3 separate regions of the Homo sapiens genome follow, and all the other regions are linked to region 2. The links are chromatin contacts, found by Hi-C or POLR2A ChIA-PET in ENCODE. All regions are on one chromosome and are shown on one strand. Each heading gives the region's core, a stretch centred on a gene start or an enhancer-like site at or near the end of the contact. The rest is flanking DNA. Distances are from core to core; before and after follow the strand shown. Region 1 overlaps MAD1L1 (mitotic arrest deficient 1 like 1). Region 2 holds the start of ELFN1 (extracellular leucine rich repeat and fibronectin type III domain containing 1). Region 3 holds the start of UNCX (UNC homeobox).

Region 1 (4,868 bases), core at 504-3,003, 450 kb after region 2:
CACTGGGCCAGCATTTTCTCCCCAGCAAGCACTATCAAGGCTGTTGTTGGTGACAGGCCCTCGATGTCCAAGTTCCCTGGGGCAGGTGACGGAAGTGAAGGAACAGGGCCGTCCCTCCCAGCCCCTGCCCACATACTGCTGCCCACACACTGCCTCCATGGCAGGTTCATGCCGCCAAGGAGCAGGCTCGGCTCACAGTCTTCCTTCCGGATAAGGGGCTACCACCAGCTAAGCACATCCCTCCAAAAGCCACGTCATATCTCACAGGCATTTCACAGGTGACGTGAGGCACGCGCAGACACGTCCCTAGCATTCCACAGCCGTCTGGGTCACAGCCTGCTCTCAGAGGAGAAGCCACCCCGCGATTGTGCCTCCCGTCTCTCTCCTTGACCTGCAGTGCAGACCTGGAGCTGAGACGTCCTCCATCAAGGCCAAAAGCTCCACACGCCCAGCTGCCTGGGCTCGCCCCAGCCTCCAGCCCCACGTGACGGTCTGCCTCCCAGACCCCTGCGCGGACAAGCAGGAGCGGCTGGGCTCGAGCTCCAGGGCTTCAGGGTGACTGCTGCCCGGTGCTCTTGGTGAAGCCGTGTTTCCACAAAGCAAGAAGGTTCAGGCCAGGCAGCCTGGACTCCTGCTGTGTTTCATCTACTGTGACATTTCTCCTGTCCCAGTGCCCTCCTCTCCCTCTCCATTATCCCCCCAAAACAAGTGACCAAAGGAGTGCCCCGCCCCTGGTTCACAGACATGAGAAGCTCCCAGGCCATGGCTCTCCGCAGCGCCTTCCCTATCGCATCTCCATCACCCACCCTTTCTGACAGTGGCCCACATGGTTTAGGACGGGGTGAGAGTCCTCCATCTCCCACCCAGATGCGATGAGCAGGAGCTGTCGTGGGGCGCACACTCTCTGTAGCTGGCCAAAGCTGGACGACGCCACAAGAGCAGCTCTTTACATCCTCCTGGCCCTGTGCAAGTTGACCCCAGGCAGCTCTCAGGTCCCGACTGTGGGGACAGCACGTGCCCGAGCTCTGACCCACATGCAGACATCAGAGGCCTCCAAGCCCTTGACTTAGTGGCAGGTGGGCTACAGCTGCAGGACAGAGGGCTGGAGCTCTGGAGGGTAACCTGTGCTGAGTGACAATGCACCCCGAAACCCAGAGTGCTCCTGAGGAGGGAGAGCCTGCCAGTCCAGCAGGGGACCCCTCAGCACAGTCCTGGCTGCACCCATACAGCTCACACAGATGGCAGCCACACACGTCCCACGACAACTGTTCCAGACCCCTAGGCTCTTTCCTGCTGGCTCCTCGCTGGGGTCCAGGACTCTGATCTGGGATCTCCCCTCCTTCCAAGCATCCAACCAGGAGCTCCTTATTCCCTGAAAGCCGCCCTCAGCATCCTCCTCACTCCACCTCCTCCCAGCATGCGCCCAAGGCATCCCTAGCAATGCCCCAGGTGGAGGAGCCCCAGTTCATGCTCTCCATCCTCAGATCAGGCCCTCCAGCTCTCCCTGGGGACCAGGTGGCACCTGCCTTTTCACTCCTCCAAATGAAGTGGAGCCTCCTGCAGTCCCACGCCCCACACTGGGTCTATGGTAAGGCCACCTCCCCCTCTCTTGGCCCTCTCCACCTGCTGGCTTTGCCCAACACAGTCTCCCTTCCCCAGTTGCCTGTCCTTCAGGACCATTCCTTACAGACTGGCTGCGGCGTGTGCTTACCCCAACAGCCCCGCCTGTATGTTACAGCAAATGGCACCTCCTAAAGTCTGACCCAGCTCAACACCCGCCACCACTTCCTCCCAGCTGATAACGAAGGCTGCGCTGCAGCAGCCTCTGCCTCCACAGCCAGCACCACCTTCTGAGAAAGCCTAGGACTGGCCGCCACACCCTGGAGAGCCTGGGGGCGCAGCCTTGGGGTCACCACCCTGCAATCTGCACGGCTTCCAGAGCCTGGCACAGGGAGGAGGCACTCGCAGTGCAGGAACCAAGCGGAAGCCCCACACCCAGGGCGCTGCCTTCTGCCAGACTCCCCGTGCCCCCACGGGTCTGACTCTTGCCCACCCCACCCAGAGGCTTCCTCAGAGCCAGGAACTGTGTCTTCTGTTGCTCTGTTTCCCCAACAACACAAAACCAAGGCGTTTCAGAAACATAATAATTATCTGAGAGTATCACTTCGAGAGAGACTTGTAAACAAGAGTATATGCCAAGAAAGACAGGGGGTGCGGGACAGGAGGCGGGAGGCAGCCTGCGAGCCCCCATGGGAGGAACTCGGGGGACAGCAGGGCCTCAGGAGCTGCTTCCGTTTCCAAGGCTGCAGGCAGGGATCAGAAAAGGATCCCAACAGGCTGGTGTGGCCTCCAGGGCGGGGCGAGGAAGGTCTTCACCCCTGCACCTGCTCTAGGGCAGGCGCAGACCTGACGTGGGGAGGCCCAGCAAGGAAGACAGGCGGCTGCCATCACAGCACAGGTGGACTCGAGGGAGATGGGCCCAAGTGGAGTCGCACGGTGACGGCAGGGCTCCTGCAGAGGCACACCAGCCCCAGCCGCAAGGACACTCCCGGCGCAGGCTCCCAGGGCAGGCGCCCCGCCACAGCATTCACCAGGACGAGCTGGACCAGGTGGCTCTGGGGCCCTTCCCGCCTGAGGCCTCACGATCTGAGTCTCCACTCACTGGTGAGCCCCATTTCCATGTGAGGTGTAGGCGCTGGGTGCTGCCAAGAGGACAAGCCCAGATGCGGCTCCTCCGCCTCTCCCAACCTCTGTTCAGCGTCAGAGCGAGGCTCTGCACCAGGCCCCCAGCACCTGCCAGGCACCGTGGGGACAGGCAGGGATGAGGGAGGCTGCGGATACGCCACACACACTCGGTCCAGCTGGAGCCTCCCGGGCAGTGGCAGGCACGACCTCACAGCCCCCACGGGAGGGTCGTTAACAGAGTCCCGGTGGCCAGAGGTGTACCACCAGGCAGGTGCTCACTGACACTGTCCCCATGGGTCAGGCTTCATTAGAAACCACAGACCTCAGAATAACAGGCCTCTGGGCTCCTGGGAGGGAGTGGGGCAGGACTATGCTGCAGATCACGGCATCCTGGAAATGTTGCCAGCAGGAGGCCGCTTGGGCCCAGAGCCAAGGTGGCCAAACTCAGCCTCCAGCACTAGAGCCTGGGGGCCAGGAGTCCTCGAGGGTTGGGTGGGGAGGGAAAGGTCACACCTTTCTACGAGCCTGATGATGTCCCACCTCCCTCGCAGGCCTGTGAGGTCTGTCTCACTGTCCCTCCAGACGGTGAGGTGTGTCTGCCTCGCTCTCCACCCTCTCCAGCACCGGGCAGGGGCTGGCACAGCAGGAACACAGACCCGTGCAGCAGCCAGATGTGGGGACACGTGGACACCTGAGGGACCGGCAAAGGCGCACAGAAGGGCTAGAGAGCCAAGACGCACCAAGACACTGGGGAAAAGACCCTGGGTGTTAAAAGTAGCTTCTGGGGTGGGGAGGGGGAGACTGGAGGGACAGAGGAACTCTTGGGAAAAGGCCTTGAGTTTTAAAAGTGTCTTCCTGGCTTGTCTGGAGGGACAAGCAGAACTGCCACTGTCTCATGTCATCCACAGAAAAGCCATCACCAAGAGAGGTCGGAGCAGTGGCCACCCCGCATGTGGCCAGAGGGCTGGGACAGAGGAAACCCGCGGGGGCTGGAGAAATGCTCAGACTGCCCGCGTCAGACCTGTCCACCTCGTGTGCCTTGCCTAATCTCATACCTCAAAGTGTCTTAAAATATTATCTAGCACCTTGATAACTGTTACTTAAAACAGCCAATCCCTGGCTGGGTGCAGTGGTTCACGCTTGTAATCCTAAAAGTTTAGTAGGCCGAGGCAGGCAGATCACCTGAGGTTGGGAGTTCGAGACCAGCCTAACACGGACAAACCCCGTTACTACTAAAAATACAAAATCAGCCAGGTCCCAGCTACTCGGGAGGCTGAGGCAGGGGAATCACTTGAACCCGGGAGGCGGAGGTTGCCATGAGCCAAAATCAGGCCACTTCACTCCAGCCTGGGCGACAGAGCGAGACTCTGTTTCAAAAAAAAAAACAGCCAATCACCAGGTCCCAGAATCACAAACCAGGGAGTTGACGCTGGCCTGCTCCAGGCAGGTGAGACTCAGGCAGGAAGGATGCAGCCTTGGTCCAAGCAGCTGGCAAGTCAGCCCCAGTGCCAGAGCCACGACTGCCACCTGTGCAGGTGCACGGGTGAAGGGTTGCTAAAGCTCACCCCCAGGCGCAGCTGGGAAGTCAAGGCGCAGGATCTGTCCAGAGCTGCACATGTGCAGGCCATGGCGTCAGTGTGGGTGGTGACGGCCGCCGTCCACCCAGCGCCCCTCCCAGGTGAGCTTCCCCGTCACCGTCTGCCCATCCTGCCCTGGTAGAGAAGTGTATTATCAAGGCGACCGGTACCTCACCTGCCTCCCTTCTGCTGAGTCTGGCTTAAAAAGCAGCAGGGGAGCCGGGCGCAGTGGCTCACACCTGTAATCCCAGCACTTTGGGAGGCCAAGGCAGGTGGATCACGAGGTCAGGAGATTGAGACCATCCTGGCTAATGTGGTGAAACCCCATCTCTACTAAAAATACAACAAATTAGCCAGGCGTGGTGGTGGGCGCCTGTAGTCTCAGCTACTCGGGAGGCTGAGAGGCAGGAGAATGGCATGAACCCGGAAAGCGGAGCTTGCAGTGAGCCGAGATCGGGCCACTGCTCTCCAGCCTGGGCGACAGAGCGAGACTCCATCTCAAAAAAAAAAAAAAAAGCAGCAGGGGAGCTCAGCCAGCTCAGGGACTGAGATGAAACTGCACGCTACAGCTTGGAGACATTGCGGGAGGGCTCCCAGCAAGCGAAA
Region 2 (4,959 bases), core at 2,152-4,651:
GGCTGGGCTCTGCCGACCGCTGCGGAGCTCCCGGGAAGGACCCGCTCGCGGCTATTAATAGGCGTCGGTGACCCTAGCCTCTCCCGGTCCGGGAAGCTGGCGCGGCGGGGCTGGGCTGGGCTGGGCTGCCGAGTGGGGCGGGACCCCGGGGCCCAGAGCGGACCCCCAGCTCTCCTGGTCCCTCTTCCGCCGCTCTTCCCTCCCTGCCGCCTGCTTTCCTCCCATTTTCCCTCTTCGATCTCGGGGTGTCGGCCCCCCCCCGAACTTTTTCTCTTCCCAAACTGCACGGTGGCCACCCGGTCACGGCCCTGGGCCGTACCCGCGCAATCTCAGCACCATTCCCGACCGAGTCCTCCGCCGCGGGCTGAGCGCGAGTCCCCGGGGCCAGGCTGCCCAGGGAGGAGCAGGGACTTCCTACAATCCGCGCCCTTCCTCCCAACCCACGGCGAGCGCAACACATTCGCCCGCCCCTGCGGCCCCATCTGAGGGCGGGGAGAGGTCGCTGGGGGCAGCTTCGGGGGTTGTGGAGGGCAGGGGGGACCCGCGAAGCTCCTGGAGCGTTTAGGGATGCAGCTCGGGCGGCGTGTGCAGGGAGGAAGCAGCGTCCCGGCGTCCCCCCTTCAGCGTCGCCTTCGCGCGCCTCGAGGGCCCAGGAGGGTTCGGTCTCCCCCACCCCACCTGGACACTCAGGTCTGAGCCTGAGTGGATTTGAGGATCTGGGGGACGGGGAATACGGAGTCCTTCTTCCTGCCTCGGTGTCTGCAGAGCCCAGCCCTCAGGCAGCGTGGGGATCTTTGTCCCCAGGGCCAGCGCCGGCCCCGCCCCCCGCCCCGTTAACTCCGGGACTCCGCCGCCCTCCAGGTTCCAACCTCCCAGCTTCACCGCCGCGTCCTCTCCCCGGTTCTGGGTCTGGGGGAGGGGCAGGGGGCGTGGAGCGCGGCGTTGGGCCCCGGACAGATGTCCTCGCGGCGGCGGCGCCGGCGTCCGGGTAACAGCAGGCCGCCAATCGGCGCGGCCACGGGGGAGGGGCGACCCGGCCGGGACTCCGGGGACTCGGTCGCAGCCGGACGGCGCAGCCTCCGCTCGGGGTGGGGGGGGGGGGCGGCCGCGAGGACTCGACCCCTGCCGTGCAGCCCGGCCTCCAGTCCTCTGCCGTCCCCTCCCCCAGCTCCAGGTTTCGCTCTCTGCTGGGGTCCTGGCTCCTCAGGTTGCGGGATCTCGCCTCCCACGGCCCCGCGCGCGTACCCCTACCCGCCCCTCAAGTTGACCTCTGAGGTTCTCCGTGGATCTCAGACCCCGAGTGACCGCAGAACTGACCTCTGGGGTCAGGCAGTACCGGTCAAGGGCGCTCTGAAGAGGCCCTCGGCCTCAGTTTGCACCCCGAGGAAATGGACTCATCATGCCTGCTCCTGGGAAGTAGCAGGACGTCCTGGCGCGGCTCCTCCGGGCAGGCGCCCAGCACAGCGCAGGGCACACGGGGGACACCTGCGAAGGCAAAGGAGGCTCATTCCAGAGCTTCGGCTGCACTTGGCCAGCACAGGCCTGGGGGAACCTGCTGGAAATGGGGATCCAGTACCTCTCTTGGGGTTTATGTTTGGCAGGCGGAGTGGATAGGCTGGGGCCCGGAGCCCGGTGGTCATCTTCTGCACAAGGCTGGCCAGGCCAGAAGCTGGAGGGTAGCTTACTGGGACCTTCCAAGCGTGACCAAGGAAGCTCTGGGGGCCGACCAGCTTCTCCCTAGTGGAGCTGCAGCTGGGGAGACCTCACAGACAGGCAGGGAGGAGAGGGTGCCCCGCTCACCGCCGGCCTCGTTCCACAGGCCCAGGCCTGGCACATCCCAGGCTTGCAGTATCTATCTGGTGGGTAAACAAGGACCTGCTCTTGGCCTGCGGCCTGGCTCTGACCGTGGTCCAGGTCGGGGCAGAGGGAGAAAGGCCACAGCTTAGGTGTTCCAAACCACCGGTGCCCTTCCTGCCGGCCCCTGGGGCTGTGCTGGGTTTCCAGGGCCCCTGCCCCCCAGTATTTGCATGAAATCGTGGGGGCGCACTGGCTTTCGTCCTAGCACTCCCCTTCAAGGCTCTGCACCCCTATCACGGGAGCCCCACCCAGCCAGCCGAAGGAGGCCACAAGCTCTAAATTACTAAATTCGGGCCAGTGCTGGGGGCCTGGGAGCCAAGGCAGCTCAGAGCCCACTCTCCGATTCTGGCTCCTGGAGAACCCTAGGACCCGGGCGTGTCAGGCCCTGCAGCCGGGCTAGGCCGGTCCATACAGGACTGAACGGCGTCGTGGGCGTTCATTCACATTCCCTCTCCGGTCCCCACACACTATAGGATTTATCTTGATTTGCTGCCTTTGAATTGAGTCAACTCTTTTGTATGCTCGTTGAATTGCCCAGCTGCTGGCGGCGAGCGGAGAGCGTGCCGGGGGTACTGAGGCCGGGAACCAGAGGCGGGCGGGGGACAGGAAGCGGGGAGGGGGCGCCGGCGGGGACGCGCGGGCTGCGCGGGGACTGGAGAGGGTCCCCAGGCGCCGGCCGTTCTGCGAACGCGGGCTTGTCCAGGCACCGCCGGGGCCTGCCCGGCCCGAGCGTGGAGTCCCGAGGCTCCTGCCGGGGGTCCAGGCTGCCCCTGGGGCTCTGCCTTCGACGCGCTGTGTAGGGCCAGATTCTGGGCCTCTCTTGACTCAGTTTCCCTTCCTGTAACATGCGGACGGGGGCTTCCGCACAGGCAGGTTGTCAGGGTGAAACTGAGCCGAAGAGTGCTCCAGAACCCCCTGAAGTCCTCACAGAGGTTGGGGTGAATGAAGGAAGGAAGCGGGGCCAGGGCTGGGCAGAGGAGGCCCGGCCTGCGCCCTGCGTTCTCCGCCCCTAGGTCCCTGCCCTCCCGGATAAGGGGCGGACCGACGGGAGGACCTGAGAACGCCTTGGCTTTGCTTGAGGTGGTGGGAGTCGCGGGTAGCTTGTTCAGCCAACAGCTGTCGCCCCCACTCCCCCCACCCACCCACCCACCCCCTCCACCTTTTAGATGTGGGCGGGGAGGGCCGGGGACGGACCGCGAGGACGCCCCCTGCGCTTTCTAGGACCTCCCCTCCTTCCCCAGCCCCTGCGCGTCGCCGGGAGAGGGAAGGAGCGGGTTGCCGCGGGGAGCCGAGGAGAGCAGGGGGCTCGGGAGGCCAGGGAGAGAAGGGGAGGGCCAGAGGCTCCGAGCCGGACTCGCGGCGGAGGAAGAGGGGGTGGAAGGGAGCGCGCAGGCGGGCGAGGGAGCGAGGGAGGGAGAGAAGGAGGGAGGGAGGGAGGGAAGGGGGGCGGGAGGGGGCAGGGCGAGCTTGAATTCCCCCCCGGCCGCGCGGCGAGGGGCGGGGCCGCGCGCGCAGATCGATGGGCGAAGCTGGGGAGGAATTTCAATCCCGGGAGCGAAGTTAGAGCTTGAAGGACGGCGGCGGCTGCGGGCGCAGCCCCGGAACCGAGGCCGGGCGGGCAGGTAAGCGGCGAGCGCGGCCGGGCGCTGAACCTGGGGGACTTGGGACCCGGACCACCCCCGGGGAGCGGCGCGGCCAAGCCCCCCGCCACCTCGAACCCCGGGCGTCCCCGAGTGCGCAGCGTGCGCCCCCAGCCCCTGCTGCGCCCCCAGGCCTGGCGCGCGATCCGAGCGCAGCGGGCAAAGTTGGAGGAACTTGGCGGCGGCGGAGCGGGCGCAGGCTCAGCCCGACAAAGCCCGGGGGCCCGGGTCGGGGTCGCTGCCGCAGCCCGCACGCTGCCCCGTGCCTCCGAGAGGTCCCTTCCCCAGCGCCTCTCTCCCTTCCGTCCCCCTTCGCCGTCCGCACCCTGCCCGGCGCCCCCCAGACGCGGCCCCCTGCCCTTCCCTTCCCGGAAATTAGGGGGCTGTCCTCACCTCCTGGCCGAGTCGCTGACCCCTCCCCAGGCTCGCATCGCCCTCCCTGCTGGGCCGCCCTCCCCCCGACGCTGCGAGCCTCCTCGCTCCGCGCGGGGACCGTCCAGTCACGCACGGGGAGGGGTCACATTCCTCGGTCCCAGCCCCTGAGTCCAACCACTGGCGGGGGGGTGGGGTGGGGGGCTTCGCTCCGAACTGAACTTACTGGGTGCTTTCCACCCCTCGCCCCACCTGGAGTCCATCCTCGTCCTCGTCCCTCTGGGGGCTGGGAGGAGGCTGCCAAGCCTCCGTGCCCCAACCTGCCTCTAAAGACAAGCGCCCCCATTTCCATCCTTTGAAACCTGCAGGTCACCTGCTTGATGCTGAGGGTGGGGCGGGGGGCACTGCCTGCCGTACCGCACACCGCCCCCCCCCCCATAAAAACGACACCCTCTGAGATGAAAATCCGGCTTTTCCAGGTCTCAGCTGTGTGACCTTGGGGCAGGTGAATCTCAGAGCCTCAGTTTCCACACCTGTGAAATGGGGCTAGGATGATCATGCCTTCTGAAAAAAACGAAGGCTTAGCAGAAAGGGTCGAGGCCGGCCGAGCCAGGTGTGCACGTCCTCAAAAAGCCTCCGTGCCAGCACTTTCCCTTCCTGCACACCCGGAGTGGGGCCTCTTTGGACCCTGGCTTGGGCTGGCTGCCTCTGCCGCTCATTCCCTCGATTGGGCTAAGGGCTGTGCGGAGAGCCTGGGGACAGAAGCTGTGGAGGGACCGGGAGCCAGGAGCAGATGTAAATGGCAAATCTCCCCATATTGCCTCTCTCAGGGGCTGCCCCCTAGAGAGGCCCCCAGCCTCCAAAGAGGTCCAGCTTGCACCCAGCCTTGGGGGAAACCCCATTGGGTTGGGCATAGGTTGCTTGAAAAGCATCAACATGCTCCTCTTCTCTGCCTGGCTGGCCCCCTGGCCTCCTGCCCCCTGGGTCCCTGCCCCTGCCACCTTTTAATTGAACAAGCATTGAGAAGACTGGCTTACAGGTCCCAGCCCAGGTTTGCGCCCCACTCCACCAAAGCAGGGGGACAAACTCC
Region 3 (4,789 bases), core at 1,377-3,876, 440 kb before region 2:
GGAGGGCGTGGGGGAGGGGCGCGGGGAAGGGCGCGGGGGAGGGGGAGGGGGCGGGGGGACCCTTTAAAGCGACCGCTCCAGCGGCAGCAACTGACAAGGAGGCGATTATGAAATTTTGATGTTGAAAATGGGGGGCGGGGTGGGGGGGTGGGGGCCGAGAGCAGAAGCCGAGCGACTCCCCGCGGCGCCGCCGCAGCCGAGGGCCTCTGAAGAGCTCTCGAGCCGGGCGGGGGTCGTCCCGGCCGCCCCCACCGTCATTAAAGGCCCCTCTCAAACACTCGAGGAGGTTTTCGGAGCGCGAGCCGGCCCGACAGCATGAAAAACACAGGGCGATTGAAATGCGAGCATTGGGACGCACGGAGCCGCCGCGGCGCGGACTCGCTCTTGAGGTCAAGTGACGGACGGATTGTATGCTTCTTCATAATAATATTAATTAAACAATTTGCATGCTAATAAGGTAACAATTATCAGGGCCTCTGTTGAAAGATTCGGGTTATTACAACACGCCAATCTGAAGGCCAGGGGTCAGAGAGTGAGAGGCGAGCGAAATTTCAACTCAAATTAACATTCTGTCAGCTCCAGAAAATGGGATAAATAAAGTCGAATTAATTCATTATAATAAAGAGAGATGGGCGAGGGAGCTCGGCCGGCGCGCGCCCCTCCTCTGCCCTCCCCCCGGGCCGAATAGATTACAGCTCTGTATTCAGAAACACGCGCCGCGCGCATTCCTCCTCGCGAACCCAACAGAAGACCAGGCGCTTGTGGCTGCTGGCGAAATCGAGTCGGATGGACGGAGTTTACATTTAGTATTTATAGAGACAGAAATTAAATTATGGCGAAAAGTAGTGCTCTTGGCCTCTGACCTCGGAATGAATACTCGCAGCGTTTTCCTAGTGAGACTGGAAACAGGGAGGGGGCTCCCCAAATTCCAGGCCGCCTCTCGGTCTCCTGGATTGGCTGGGCCTGGTCCTCAACCCTGCGCCGTCCCCTCCTCTCCCGCAAGGAGAGACAAGAGGGTCATTGAAGTCGGAGTCAGCGTGGATCGGCCCGTCCACGACCTTCAGTTAGGAACAGGGCCAGACTGTGGGTCCAGTCGCAGGGACAGGCAGTCGTGTGGCAGGACGGGGTGGCCTTGCGCCCGCCAACCCAAGCATTCCCCTCCTGAGCGTTTCCGGCACCCCCCACCCTCCCCGGCCCAGGCACGGGCACCTGACCCGGAGGGACGCAGAGATGCGCACGGTCCCGGCCTGCCCTTCCCTCTCACGCGGGCTAGGGCTTGGAGGCCTGGCCCAAGTCACTTACTTACACCCAAAGCCAACTGGTCTGTCACTTTGCCCTGGGGTGGTGGTGGCTCCGCAGACTGGCCCAGCCCAGGCCGGAGCTCTCCTCCTCTCTTCCCCGCCCTGGGCTGGCCGAGGCTCGGGGCACTCACTGCTGGAGAGGTGGCCCTAACCCAACTAGTCCAGCACTGGGGTCCCGCAGCCAAATGCGACCACCCCACTGACAAACTTTTTTACAAAGGAGAGAGATGGACCGACATCCCCTCATTTCTTTCCTTGCTGCCCACAATCCTGATTTGCTGCTTATTTAAGAATATATCCTTTAGTGATTTAGCTTTGAGTCTATCAATATTTTATAGCAGAGAAGGGAGTGACACTTCTCTGAGAACATAATTTAATTATAATAAATGGGTTGGGTGCTTCAGCCCCATCCTTCAGAGGCCGAGTCAGAGCGGATGTATTTATCTTTATTCGAGCGTGTAAGGGGGTGGGGGCGGATCGGCCCCACCCCAAAGTTACTTTTCCCCTCCTGTCCCCATCCCTCTCTCCTCCTCTGCGCCCGGGCTTTATGGGGATGGGGGTCGGGGAGCCTCCGCAGCCCCCCCCACCTCTGTCTTTGTAGATAGGGCGACTGCCAGTCAATCAGAGAGGGCATTAGTTACGCCTCTTTATTGACAGGGTGCTACATTCTGTAGTTCTTCTCTTTCGGGATCGCCCTCCTCCTCCTCCTCCTCCTCCTTCCTCCTCTCCCGCCGCCTGCAGCCGGAGAGGAGGAGATGAGAAGCCTTGTAGTTTTAAATTCAATGTGACAGTTTCGGAAAAGCGGATGATGAATCTCCTATTATTGGATCAGTCTATTTGCCGCTCAATGTCTCTCTGTAATTGGAGCAACATCACTTTAAAGGTTCAGAGAGTACAGCATTTCTGGTGAAAAATCCCCACAACACGGCGCTGAATGTTTTAAAGGGAAATCTATTAGTGATTTGCGGAGGGGCGGGGAGGCGGCGGCTGGCGGGAGGCGCGGGCTCGGGGCCGGCCCCGAGTGAAGTGGGGGGCTAGCTGGGGGCCCCTGCCCCGGGCCCAGGCACCAGCCCGCGCCTGCCCGGCCCTGGGCGGCCCCTCCCTCCCTCCCTCCCTCCCTCCGGCTCCCCCCGCCCCCAGCCCGTCTTGTTGTGACAGTTCCTGATACTGTTTATTGAGGTGCATGTCAGGTATAATTAGCAATCGATATGGAAAACGTTTCCCTGCACCCAGCACGCCTCTGACGTCAGAGCCGATTAGCGCTTCTTATTGGTCCCAAATTCCCCGGGCCGCGGCTAATTATCGGGAGCTTGATGTTGATAAGTAAAGCGCCGGAGTGCGGGCGAAGCATGTGTGGGGCTCCGGGTCCCTGTCTCCGCCGCCGCCGCCCGCGCCTCCCGCCGCTGGCCCGCCCCGGCCCCGGCCCGCGCCCCCGCGCCCCGCCACCGGCCCCGCCGGCCCCCCGCGCGAGATGATGGACGGCCGCCTCCTGGAACACCCGCATGCCCAGTTCGGGGGCTCGCTGGGCGGCGTGGTGGGCTTCCCCTACCCGCTGGGCCACCACCACGTGTACGAGCTGGCCGGGCACCAGCTGCAGTCGGCCGCCGCCGCCGCCTCGGTGCCCTTCTCCATCGACGGCCTGCTCGGGGGCTCGTGCGCCGCCGCCGCCTCGGTGGTCAACCCCACGCCGCTGCTGCCAGCCGCCTGCGGGGTCGGCGGGGACGGCCAGCCCTTCAAGCTGTCAGGTAGGCGCGGCGGGCGGGAGGGCGGGGAGGAGTGCGGCTGGGGGCGGGGGCCCTGGTCCGGCCGAGGCGCTGGGGGGCCCGGGGCTGGCGAAGGAGAGCCGGCTCCTAGGCGGCCGTCTCTGCGCCCCCCCCCCCGGATCCAGGCGGCCAGCGGGTAGCGGGAGGGAGGGGTGGGGGTCGGGCCTGGGCCGGTGGCTGAGCCGCGCTGCGTCCTGTGACTGCCCGCAGACTCGGGGGACCCGGACAAGGAGAGCCCGGGCTGCAAGCGGCGGCGCACCCGCACCAACTTCACCGGCTGGCAGCTGGAGGAGCTGGAGAAGGCGTTCAACGAGAGCCACTATCCCGACGTGTTCATGCGCGAGGCGCTGGCGCTGCGCCTAGACCTGGTCGAGTCCCGAGTTCAGGTAAAGACCCGGCGTCGCTCCCGGATCTGCCATCCGGACCCCAGGCTCTGGGCGCGCCGGGACGCCTTTGTTCCAGGTGGCGAGATATCGTCCCCTTGCCGCGGGCCCGCTTCGCGCTCGCCTGCTGGGGAAGAGTGGAGGGGTGGGGGTTCTGGGGCTCGGCCCCTCACGGACAGCGGGGTGGGTAACTGCCCCCCAAAAGCCTGGGCGGCTTGAGAAGGGCCGGCGGCAGCACCCGAGTCACCAGAACAGCGGCTGCGTCCGAACCGGGAAGCGGCGTGGTGGGTTGGCGGAGGCCGGGCCAAGTGAGGTCTCCAGGCAGGGGCGAGGAGGGGAGGAGGGGCCGGCTTGGCTCCGACCCGGAGGAGAGAGGGAAGGGGACCCCCCCCCGCCCCCGCACCGCCTCAACCTTCCGCGCGAGGCTCTGTCACCCAGCCTGGAGCGAACGAGTCTGTTTACCTTGCGCCTGCAAAATATTCAGATGGAAACATGTATTTATTCATCGCTTTGCAGAAGGGAACAGCTGAGGAAGGGGAGGCAGAAGCTTAAACAGTTAACACATTGAGAAAGTGGGAGAAAAAAAGGTGTCTGAATTTTTAATAATAACCCCGGTCTCATCTTTTTCTTACGACTGTTTTCCCGTAAATTTGCTATCATTTGGAGATGGCTGATGGTATTGTTTTAAAAATACAGTGTCAGCTTGGTGGATTAAAAATTCCAAGATGATTTGTGCATAATTAAATGTTTCCCTGGAGCAAAGAAATCCTCTTTTTCTGCGGTGGGTGCGGTGTGGGGTCCAGGTCTGTGGTGCGGTGTGCGGTTGTGGGTGCTAGGCGTTGAGGCAGACGCTGGCAAAACGCCTGTTTATCACCAATAGCTTTGTCTAAAAAGGTGTGTTTGTCCTGCGCTTGGACCTCCTCTCATGACCTCTTCTGCTTGGAAATCCTTTCATCCAATTTGTTCTAAGTGTCTTAAGTGAAGTCAAGACCCCTCCATGTCTCCCCTAATACGATAATGACTAATTCTTACAGGCAAGGCAGTCCGGAATTCGCACCAAAAAAAAAAAAAAAAAAAGTTTAAAGAAGGAAAAGGCGGTTACAGCGTTGGGGGAGGGCTCGGCTTCATGCTGGAGACCTCCCCATGGACAAGGCTCCCTGCGACAAGGCTGGGCCTGCTATTGTGCAAGTCTCTGTGTGGCCGCGACAAAGAATCCGTATTAACGCGCCCTCCTGGGGAGGGCAGGACTGCCCGAGCTTCCGCGGGGCTCAGACGGATTTGACTGTGTGTGTTTGGTGGCTGGCGGTTGAGTGAGGGTGTAGCGCTGCCGTCCCCGGATGTC

Evidence for each region. Hi-C counts contacts between places; a loop is a spot of excess contacts on that map. ChIA-PET counts read pairs that join two places held with the same protein, here RNA polymerase II (POLR2A). Pooled maps may share reads with other maps.
Region 1: a map of posterior cingulate gyrus shows a loop between it and region 2 (2.3-fold over the local background). The contact joins the enhancer-like site here to the promoter of ELFN1 in region 2. A Hi-C loop is called at or near these places in 1 of 168 maps with a recorded cell type or tissue (posterior cingulate gyrus) and 4 of 50 pooled maps. POLR2A ChIA-PET finds 5 or more read pairs at or near these places in 1 of 52 experiments (BJ).
Region 3: a loop to region 2 is called in a map with no recorded cell type, with 6 times the contacts of the local background. The contact joins the promoter of UNCX here to the promoter of ELFN1 in region 2. A Hi-C loop is called at or near these places in 4 of 37 single-sample maps with no recorded cell type and 8 of 50 pooled maps. POLR2A ChIA-PET finds 5 or more read pairs at or near these places in 1 of 52 experiments (WTC11).

Annotation. Positions count from the first base shown.
Region 1 is chr7:2,118,543-2,123,410 of GRCh38, forward strand. All of the region lies in intron 11 of MAD1L1 (mitotic arrest deficient 1 like 1), which reads right to left. Among named protein-coding and RNA genes, the nearest start is that of SNORA114, 32 kb to the left of the region's middle. Within about 2 kb of position 1,754, at least 4 of the 41 ENCODE cell types and tissues checked have a DNase peak (open chromatin) inside an H3K27ac peak, as active enhancers do.
Region 2 is chr7:1,666,876-1,671,834 of GRCh38, forward strand. It overlaps ELFN1 (extracellular leucine rich repeat and fibronectin type III domain containing 1), which reads left to right and starts at 3,402. Exons shown (of 4, transcript NM_001128636.4): 1 at 3,402-3,479. RefSeq lists enhancers at 2,126-2,833, 2,834-3,540, 3,541-4,247, 4,248-4,954.
Region 3 is chr7:1,230,246-1,235,034 of GRCh38, forward strand. It overlaps UNCX (UNC homeobox), which reads left to right and starts at 2,627. Exons shown (of 3, transcript NM_001080461.3): 1 at 2,627-3,046; 2 at 3,275-3,450. The coding sequence starts at 2,773. RefSeq lists enhancers at 3,632-4,176, 4,349-4,789.